Regions from separate parts of the Homo sapiens genome. Here region 2 is linked to region 1. Evidence: read pairs that join two places in POLR2A ChIA-PET (ENCODE). Cell type or tissue: CD4-positive, alpha-beta T cell. All regions are shown on one strand.

The links. Peaks named below come from ENCODE experiments on the same cell type or tissue, not always from the same donor. Only the 100,000 strongest peaks of a DNase experiment are listed, where the experiment ranks them.
Region 2: POLR2A ChIA-PET joins it to region 1 with 17 read pairs; 8 of 35 experiments call an interaction of 5 or more read pairs at or near these places.

The regions. Positions count from the first base shown.
Region 1 is chr16:17,367,297-17,372,296 of GRCh38, forward strand. All of the region lies in intron 1 of XYLT1 (xylosyltransferase 1), which reads right to left. Among named protein-coding and RNA genes, the nearest start is that of XYLT1, 100 kb to the right of the region's middle. RefSeq lists an enhancer at 2,290-2,379. In CD4-positive, alpha-beta T cell, no CTCF peak of the experiment used is centred here; DNase peaks (open chromatin) are centred at 1,365, 1,815, 2,505, 3,285 and 1 weaker place; H3K4me3 peaks cover 1,421 bases; H3K27ac peaks cover 4,532 bases.
Region 2 is chr16:17,447,580-17,452,579 of GRCh38, forward strand. The region is part of intron 1 of XYLT1 (xylosyltransferase 1); the gene reads right to left. LOC107987234 (a long non-coding RNA gene) reads right to left here. Exons shown (of 2, transcript XR_001752091.2): 2 at 4,893-5,000. Among named protein-coding and RNA genes, the nearest start is that of XYLT1, 21 kb to the right of the region's middle. In CD4-positive, alpha-beta T cell, no CTCF peak of the experiment used is centred here; DNase peaks (open chromatin) are centred at 1,492, 1,912 and 4,452; H3K4me3 peaks cover 348 bases; H3K27ac peaks cover 2,152 bases.

The DNA of each region.
Region 1 (5,000 bases):
AGACAGGAAGTGCTGGCTAAATCCCACCATGCCGCAAATCTTTCTAAAGGTGGCCACCCAGGCTGTGTTTGAACACACATCCTCCTGGAGCTGGGAACACACGCCACATCTATAATTCATCCCGATAATTAGCTTTTCCCAGGCACAGGCCGCAGCACCTATCAATTTTGCACCCACTTGCTGTGGTCACCAAGATGGCAGGTGGCCCAACTGGAACCAATACTGCCAAGTGTCCCACAGACATTGTCTGGAGTTCCAATGATACTATGTGACTTCTGGGACTGCTGGGTGAGATCTCTGTTCCACAGGAAAATAGTTCATATTTGAGCTCCAGAATCCAAAATCGTGAGTTCAAGAAAAGCACTTAGAGGTGCAGACCAGTTATGCAGCGAATTCACAATAAGTTGCCCGAGGCAGCTGTTACTAAGCAGTCCACCTGGCCTCAAATTCTCAATACGGCCCGAGGAGCAGATATTATTAATAGATTCCAGTTTCCCTAGATGTCCGTCCCTGACCTGAATCAAACCCATCACTGTTTGGTGAGGCATGGGAGATCCAGGAGGAAAGGCCTATTTCCTAAGGGCCACACACAGTTTGGATTAAAATTCAGTGTAGAATGTCAGTTTTTTGATACCAAATCTGGAGTTCATCCCATTTTGCCAAAATAAATTTCTATGCACATCCCTCCCTGCTTTTCTTCACTTCCTCCTCTTTTGCTCCTTCACAAGAGCCTCTGACCAGGACATCTATTGTCGAAGATACAGGAAAACTGTGATTCAGCAGTGCTTCGCGTCTGGAATGACTCCAAGAGGCCACACACAGAACTGCCGACACAAACCACGGGGGGCGGAAAAAACGATCCCAGGAGGTGGGGAGTGGAGAGCTTTGCAGTCCCAGGCTACAGCTCGGGATGTAGAGCTGCCTTCCTAGGACAGAAGAGAGACGATGAGAACACCTGGCTGGAAGGTGGCCCTGCAGGGGACGGATGGGCCTTCTACATTTAGAGTCAGGATGGAGTCAGAAAGCTTCAGCAGGGGAGGGACTCTGCCTGCAGCCTGTCCCCTCAACCTCCTCTAATATTTCTTAATGAAACGATAGTGACAATGAAGATGACAGCCTTGATGACAGCGCCCAGTAGACCGCTATCATTGGTTAAGTCCTTATGAGATACCATAATTCACCATTTATGAGCATTACTTCAATAAACCCACATTCTATCCTCATGAAGTGGCTGTTCCCAGAAGGCCATAAAGACTGGATAGATAGATTTTTTTTTTTTTTTTGGTTTTTACTTTAAAAAAAAAAAACGACAGGGTCTTGCTCTGCTGCCCAGATTGGAGTGCAGTGATGTAATCATGGCTCACCACAGCCTTGAACTTCTGGGCTCAAGCAATCCTTCCACCTCACCCTCCCAAGTAGCTGGGACTACAGGCCTGTGCCACCACGCCTGGCTAATATTTCATTTTTTGTAGAGATGGGGTCTTCCTATGTTGCCCAGGCTGGTCTTGAACTCCTGGTCTCAAGTGATCCTACTGCCTTGGCCTCCCGAATTGCTGGAATTGCAGGCAAGAGTCAGTGTGCCCAGTTTGCTTTTTCTCTTGATGACATTAAGTATTTCCTTGTTCCTGGATTATGAATACCCTGTAGTACTGTTCCTAATTTATATAGGAGGAAACTGAGGCTCAGAGAGTTTCAAAGACTTGGTTGAAAGCCACAGAGCCAGGCCCATTTAACCTTAATATCTTCAGAGAGGTTTAAAAAAAAAAAGAAAAAAAGGTAACCAAAATGCTTGGATGTGGTATGGTGTGATCTGCATGGTGCACAAAAATACTTCTTTTTTTTTTTTTTTTTTTAGATGGAGTTTTGCTTGTCACGCAAGCTAGAGTGCAGTGGCGTGATCTCGGCTCACTGCAACCTCCACCTCCCGGGTTCAAGCGATTCTCCTGCCTCAGACTCCTGAGGAGCTGGGATTACAGGCACATGCTACTAAGCCTGGCTAATTTTTGAACAATACTTTTTTTAAAATTAGGTGCCAGCATTTAAAATTTAGGGTGAAATCATGATATTCTGATTTGTGGCTTTTCGTGAAATGTGGAAAGATCTGACCCACTGGGTAGGCAGGTCCACTTAAGGCAGGCACATCCCCTTCTGTTTGCCACAACCCCACCCTGCCCACCTGGGCTGAGCCCTGAAAGCATCTAAGTTTATGACCTTCCTATCTGTTCACCACCATACCTTACCCCTCCCCCACAAAGGAAGGTACCATGTTACCCCATGAACATGACTCCAACCCTCACCCGCCAACCTCAAGAAGAAAAATTCGGGATCCCGTGACTTCACAGCAGAAACAGAAAAACTCAAATAATCCATCAGGAAGTTGAGCACTGAGGTTAATACACACAGGACCATCTTCCTCTAGCTCAACAGTCTTGACTTTTCAGGGCCGTGACCCAGAAGGGAGGTGCCCGTGCAGAAGGCAGAACAGGAAGAGGTTCTTAGCACCCACTGTTTTCTCTTCCTGCACAGCCGCCTTGGGCAGCTGCCTGTGAACAGCCTGGCTGTTTTTCTCCTAGCTCTCTCGGAAGGAAGTGCTCTCATCACCCACGACAACAGAGTTGGCCCGAGGAGCCAAAAACGTGCAAAGGGGCTCCAAGCCCAGCTCTCCTTCTGTTCGGGGCAGCCTCAGAGACAGGAAGATGGGAAGAAAGTATGGCCTGGGATAGAACATCCTGCGAGACCCTTACAAAGCCCCAGCTGTGGGGGAAGGGAACAACAGGAGGGGGCCAGAGGAAGGGGGTCCAGGTCACACCAATTTTATACAATGAGCTCCTTTCATCCGTGAATAGAGGACTCTCCTTAACTCTGTCTCAATGGCTTTGTTTCTGAAACGATCAATTCTACACCCAGAAAGCCAAATTTGCCAGACCTCATGCCAAGGTCAGGCAAGAGCCTGAGATCCCCCAAGCAAGTTGATAATCAACACGCAGGAGACGACGCTGTGCTAAGTCCCATTTGGCGGATCCAAAGCTTACAACGATCCGCTTTCATTTCTACGCCTTCTGCAGTGGGGCGGGGTTGGGGGACCCTCGCTCACATGCATGCCACGCTTGGTGGAACTGTAGGCTGTATTCAGGAGAGTAAGTGTTACTTTCCCAGGGACTTCATTGAGACATCTGCGGGGAGGGCAGGATGAGAAAGAGCTGGAGAAACAAGATGCAAGGTAAAGTGTGTGGTCTCACACTGAACACGTTCATGAAGTGGTGGGAAGCAACCCTAGTGACTCAGCAGTGGCCTCTGTTTAGCCAGCACTTTGAGAACACGATCTTCATGGGCTGACTGCAGAGGTGGCCAACAGAAACTGGAATCTACAAGCAGTATTCAGCTCAGGCATAGTTTGTTCAGCCTGCACAATGTTTTAAAAAGAACAACAAAAACCTACATAGGATGCCAATACTTCACATTCAGGAGGTTTCCCATAAAACTGCAAAGTTCTGGCATTTTTTGGAAAAATCAGAAGACCTAGCTACACAAATCCAGCATTTTCCTAAGGCACTGCCTTTCTGGCACTGGAAAGCAGCTATCTCCCTTAGAAGGGTCACAGGCCCTCCTGCTTGCCACAGTCCCCGCCCCAGACACATGTCCTTCACTTACGGCTGCCAGTGTGGCTGCTGTGGGCATTGGTGTTTGTAATCTCTGGTTTAGTGGATCCTAAGCTAAGCCCAGCACTTTCAGCTGGAGGACCTGAGGTTAGAGAGAAGGACGGGATATGAACCATAGACAGGTTGTAAAGTAACGTGGCTGCAAAGTCCAAGAATAATTTAACTCAAGAAGCACCTATGAATGCACACCCAGGAATACAAGGCAGAGAGCAAAGTTGACTCCCATGGATAGGGGTGAGAGTCCTGTCTTCTCATCAGCCCCTGCTACATACTTTTGACAACTTGTCCCACTTCCCCAGGACCAGGGACTATCTTCTTTGTTTTTATGCTTAATGAAGTCCTAAGACTGCCACATAGAAAGCACTTGGTAAATTCTTGCTGAACCAAAATCAACGGAAACCCAATTCATGTTATAGGTGGAATCTGAGAGATGTATGCTGAGAACTCAGCCAACTTCTGAGCTGTAGGATGTTTTCCTGACTGTAAGTCAAGGCAAGTCCTCCCTATAAAGAAGAGTTTGGGGTATAAATGACACAGCAGAAGGAGACAAGCTCAACCTACTGATTGGCTAATGTCTGAGATGAGGAAGCAGAAAGGTTAGTCTTTATAGGATATGTAGCATATCTGATGAGCTATGGTCTGTTAGGAAGGTACTATACGTACTAATTTCATAAAATTGAAGTATGTTCCAACTTATCAAAGGATGCAAAAACTCCACAGAAGGAAGGAAGGACCTCATGTGGTGGCAGGTGCAGCATATTTTACTGCAACCTTTCTAGGTCTAAAAAGGTAAAATGAGGTTTATCACATCTGCTTCTGCTGTGTATAGCCATGGCTAGTTTTCTCCAGCTCTGTTTATTAAGAGACAGAGAGAAAGAAAGAGAGAGTGTATGTGTGTGAATATGCATGTGTGTACACACACATATGTGAGCATCCACATGCACATACAGGTATGCATGTGTGGTCTCTTTCATTCAACACCCCCCCAAAAAAAGTTGCTATGGGATCTGTAGATTTTGTTTGCTGAGTATCCCTAATTTTGGAATTCCCTCTGTTCTAAGTTGCCCCATTCTTGGTACTAATTTCAAATGGCTGTGGGGGAGGGGAGGCTAGCTTCAGACAAGATTCCACTAAGAGTTTTACTTCTGAGCTGGGATAGAAGCAGGAAAGAATAACAGGAAAAACATGCAGCATCCCATCTCTGCACTTTGCATTTAGTTATAATTATTCACGCAGGAGCATCTTTAAACACCAAACGAGGGAAATATTACAGTTGTTCTGATTTCACATGCTAACTGTGTTTACATGCTAACAGCATTTCTCAGGGACAATTATCTTATT
Region 2 (5,000 bases), 80 kb after region 1:
ACTACCACTAGCATTTCCATCCTAGAAGCTTGAAGCTGTCTTTAGGAACATATTCCTACATCCCAGGGAGAAGGAGAGAGGTGCTTATGGGATGCTCTTGGAAAAAGAGTTTCAGCCTATGTCGTAAGACCCATGGAGGGTGGTTGGATAGCAGCTCTGCTGTGTGAACAAGCGACCTTCCACGAAAGCCACTTTTCACCCTCTAAGCCTCAATGTCCACATTTGTAAAATGGGAGAATATGAGTACTACTTCTGGGGCTGCAGTAAGAGTTTTAAAAAATGAGGCATTTAAAAAACACCCAGTACCTTGCTTGGCACATTGTGGACATTGTGGCCTCTGTGCTTCATTGTAAGACCCTGTCGCTTGTGACATGCATCATTGATTGAATAACAATTTGGGGCAAAAGGGTGTGTGCTGAAACATTAAGGAAACATACACATCAATTGTAAAATTCATCCCAGATTTCAGAAAGGCTATTTACTAAATATTAAAAATGTGTATCTTTGGCCAGATGTGGTGGCTCACACCTGTAATCCCACCACTCTGGGAGGCCAAGGCGGGTGGATCACTTGAGGTCAGGAGTTCAAGACCAGCCTGGCCAACATAGTGAAACCCCATCTCTACTAAAAATACAAAAATTAGCCAGGCGTGATGGCACATGCCTAAAATCCCAGCTACTTGGGAGGCTGAGGCAGAATTGCTTGAACCCGGGAGGCGGAGGTTGCAGTGAGCCGAGATTGCGCCACTGCACTCCAGCCTGGGCGCAGACAGAGCAAGACTCTGTCTCAAAAATAAAATAAAATAAAATGGCTGTGAGCCTGGGCGACACAGTAAAAAATGTGCATCTTAAAATGAAGCATATTATCATTATTATCATTATTACAATTGCTGTATTCATTTTAGGTGGGAAAATGCATACAGAGAAGCTATGTGACTGACCGCAGGCCACACAGCCAGCAACACAATCTAGTCCCCACACAGCTCCAGAGGAAGGAGGGAGAGGAAGAGGCAGAGTTGACCAGGCAAATCTCCCTCATCCAATTCCTCCTCCTCCTACAAGAATCAACAGTAATAATAATAATGGAAGATGAGGGTGAGGGGAGGTGGAGGGGGGAGGAGGAAGAGGGGGGAGGAGGAAGAGGGGGAAGGGGAGGAGGGTGGAGGAGGAGGAGGGCAGAGGAAGAGGAAGAGGAGGAGGAAGCAGCAGCAGCAGCATGTTATGGTGCTTAATACAGGCCCAGACACTGTGCTAAATGAGGTGCATGTATTAACTCATTTATTTCTCCTGACAACCCTTTGAAGTGGGTTCATCATCATCCCCATTTTACAGATGAAGGAGCTGAGGCACAAAGACTTCAGTCACACAGCTGCTGGGTGGCAGAGCCAGGCTGCGAACTCCGGCACCTTGGCGCCAAGTCCCCGTGCTTCTCTACTGCATTGCACTTCATTCCACCAACTGAGACAAAGAGGGACGTTTTGGTGGAGAAGGAAGTGGCATATAAGTGTCATGCCATGCCTGGTCTCACCCACACGCCCAAGGAAGTTCCTCTGAACCCACAGAGCATGCCCTGGGCTCCCTCTGATGAAAGCAAGTTCATGCCTCTCTTCCACTCTCTCCTGCTGCCCCAGGCCAGCTGAGCAGGCCAAAGGAGGGCTGGGGCCAAATCTGCAGCCCCATCCTGGGGAAAGGCTCTGACGACAGTAGCCAGCTTCTCACTGCTGTCTGCAGGATCTCAGCAATTCCACGGGCATGGAGAACAGCAGCCCCTGGAGAGGGTAGGAGAAGATTGGGTGTCTGCCAGGCCTGCAGCTGTGGACACTTCCCCTATGGGCTGCGGGGACGGGGCAGGCCCAGCACCTGGAAGAGGGCGCCTCCCCTGTCTGGCTGGTCTTCAGTCCCATCAACGGGACTTAGCATCAAGTGACGTGGTGGTTATGCACACGGGCTTGTGGGGAGCTGTGCAACCTTGCGAGAGTTACTTCCCCTCTCTGTGCCTCACTTCCTCTGTCCATAAAACAGTGACTCTGACAATGCTGACAACACTAGGTGTTGGAAGCATTAAATATAAAACGCCTAACATGTAGTATGTGCTTAATAAATGGTAGCTGCTAATTACTATTATTTATCATCATCAACAGGACTATGCATCAACTACTAAGAACACAGGTGGACCTTAAGGTGCCATCAGTATGGGTGAGGAGCTGACAAGAACCCATGGAACAAGGCATGATTCCTTGTTCTAGAATATCTTTGGCCTTTGGATCTTAAAATGTCATCTTAAAGTGGGGTTCCATAGCTCTCACTTTTAAGACATCTCATCTGATCTTTCAGGCAATTTCTGAAGGAAACAAAAATATTTACTGAGCACCTATTGTGTGCCATTCACTGTTTCCACCACTGGGAATAACCTGATGGAGTTAATGAATCCAAGACCAGCTATGATGGTGATGGCAGTTACTAATAAAAGGTGAGAAGGACCGGGAGTGGTGGCTCACACCTGTAATCCAGCACTTTGGGAGGTGGAGGCAGGCAGATCACTTGAGGTCAGGAGTTCAAGACCAGCCTGGCCAACATGGTGAAACCCCACCTCTACTAAAAATACAAAAATTAGCCAGGCATGGTGGCAGGCGCCTGTAATCCCAGCTACTCAGGAGGCTGAGGCAGGAGAATCGCTTGAACCCAGGAGGCAGAGGTTGCAGTGAGCTGAGATTGCGCCACTGCACTCCAATCTGGGCAACAGAGCGAGACTCCGTCTCAAAACAAACAAACAAACAAACAAACAAAAAAAAAAAGGTGAGAAGGATTCTAGAGTTTATTGTTAGGTAGAAGTGGGAGGTACTGGGAGGAAAGGACTCTTTTCTGCAGACAATCACACCAAAACAGCCACGTACACATGGAAGTGGGAAAGGACACGTGGGTCACACACACGGCTGGAAGAAGAGACATGTGCAATCAGGGCACAGGTAACCACAAGAGACCTAAAAGTTCAGAGCACAAGGGACCCAGAATCCCTCAGACCATTTTAAAGACGGGGAAACAGAGAACCTGAAAGGCAGGCAGCCCAAAGCCACACCAAGCAAGACACAGAACAGGTTCTGGAATCCAGGTATCCTGACTCCTGAAAGTCGAGATCACTTTGTCTTGCGTCGTAAACAGACTAAGACATTCCAGCACAGCACAGCCCGCCATCACAGACAGACACTGCTGCCAGGTCAGGCAGCCCCCATCTGCCATCTCTCTAGATCAGTGTTACCAAGCTGAGGGGAGTGTAAGACACCACCACCCTCAAAATCAAACACCTTAGGACAGGACCAAAGACAGGTAAGTTTTGACATGGAGATGAGGGAGAGAAGTTCCGAGTTGGGGACATCATCATTCTGCAGGGGCAGGTGGGGAATCGAAAAAGCCGTTGCATGCAAAGGACAAATGTTCTTTCATTGGAGGTGGAGTGATAATAACTGCAGAGGGACTCTGGGAAGGTTGTTGGACAGAGTGATTTTTGTCTTCAAAGAACGTGATCAACTTTTTGCAAGTGTTCAAGTTCCACCTCCAAATCTTGCAATTTCTAAACCAGTCAACTTTTCTAGGTTTTTAATAAAACAGAGATGATGAACCCATTAGCAGGGCTGTTGGGAACCTCACCCCAGAAAACAGTTGATGGTGGCCTGGAAGCCCCTGCAGGCTCTTGTTCCTGTCCTTCTTCCCAAATGACTTTCATGTCCTTGTCATAATGACCACATTGTTTACCTCCTCTCCCCGCAATCCATGCCGGACTATCTTCTCTTTGTTTCATCTTAAATGTCACCTTGTTGGAAAAGCCTTCCCAGATGACCCTCCCCTTCTCCCTGACTCACTGTCCCCTCCATCGGAACCTGAGCTGCAGGAAGTCAGGGAACGCGTTCTGTCCACTGCTCCAACCCCAGCTCCCGTGCAGTGACTGGCACCTAGTAGGCTCTTGGTAAAATCTGTTGAGTGAATGAATAAGTGTCTGCAAACATCCTGGGTACATCTGTAAAGCATGCACTCATAGAAAACTTCTACTATGTGACACACAGTAGATTATCAATGGCTGTTGCTGAGAGGACATCAAAGTCAATTCCAAACCAACAAGGTCGGCTTCCCATTTCCGCTGTGGAGTAGCCTTGAGCTTAGTGAGATAGAAGACTCTTGCCCATCACCCCAGGGACCTGCTCCCCAGAGCTCAAGGCACTCAGTAATGAGGAAAACCCTGGCTTTACAAGACACAGTAAGGCATGAAAACTGGGGAGAAAGTTCACTGGGAACCTGCAGGACACTACAGGTATTCTACAAAATGATAAGCTACTCTGCCATTCTTAACTATTCTTAAAAATGAGAGGAAATTGATCAGCAGAAAAAAGGTACATGAAGTGTGCTGTGTTTTGATGTGGGCAGGCTAAGTGATAACTTCCCCTAACCCGCCCATCCTAATAACATGAAACCAGTGGTGCCTCCTGCTACTGACAGGTTCCCTTACTCAATTGCTATAAGAGAAGCATTGAGCAAGCATTGAGAATTAAGGAACCTACAGCCTATTCATAGATTCTAACCCTAAGAGGAACGAAATTAGCACTTTGTATGGTTGGGTCATTAAAGGATCTCATGAATTAATACTATCGTGTTTGCATTCTGTTTTGTGAATTTCTGCCTTTATTTTTCTTAATGTCCCTTTCCTACTTTCTTTTGTTTGATTCTCAGTTTTTTTCTTTTTTTTTTTTTTTTTGTTAGTAACAGGGTCTCAGGCCTGGCACCATGGCTCACACCTATAATCCCAAAACTTTGAGAGGCCAAGGCAGGAGGGTGGCTTCAGACCAAGGAGTTCGAGACCATCCCAGCCTCAATTATTTTTTTAATGGACTTTTATTTTAATTATTTTACTCTTTCATATTTAATGTCAAAACCTAAAGTGCTTTTAAAATAGACTACCAGTTTTCCTCTGGGCACAGTTTTAACCTTATCTCAAGTTTTGATATGAAGTAT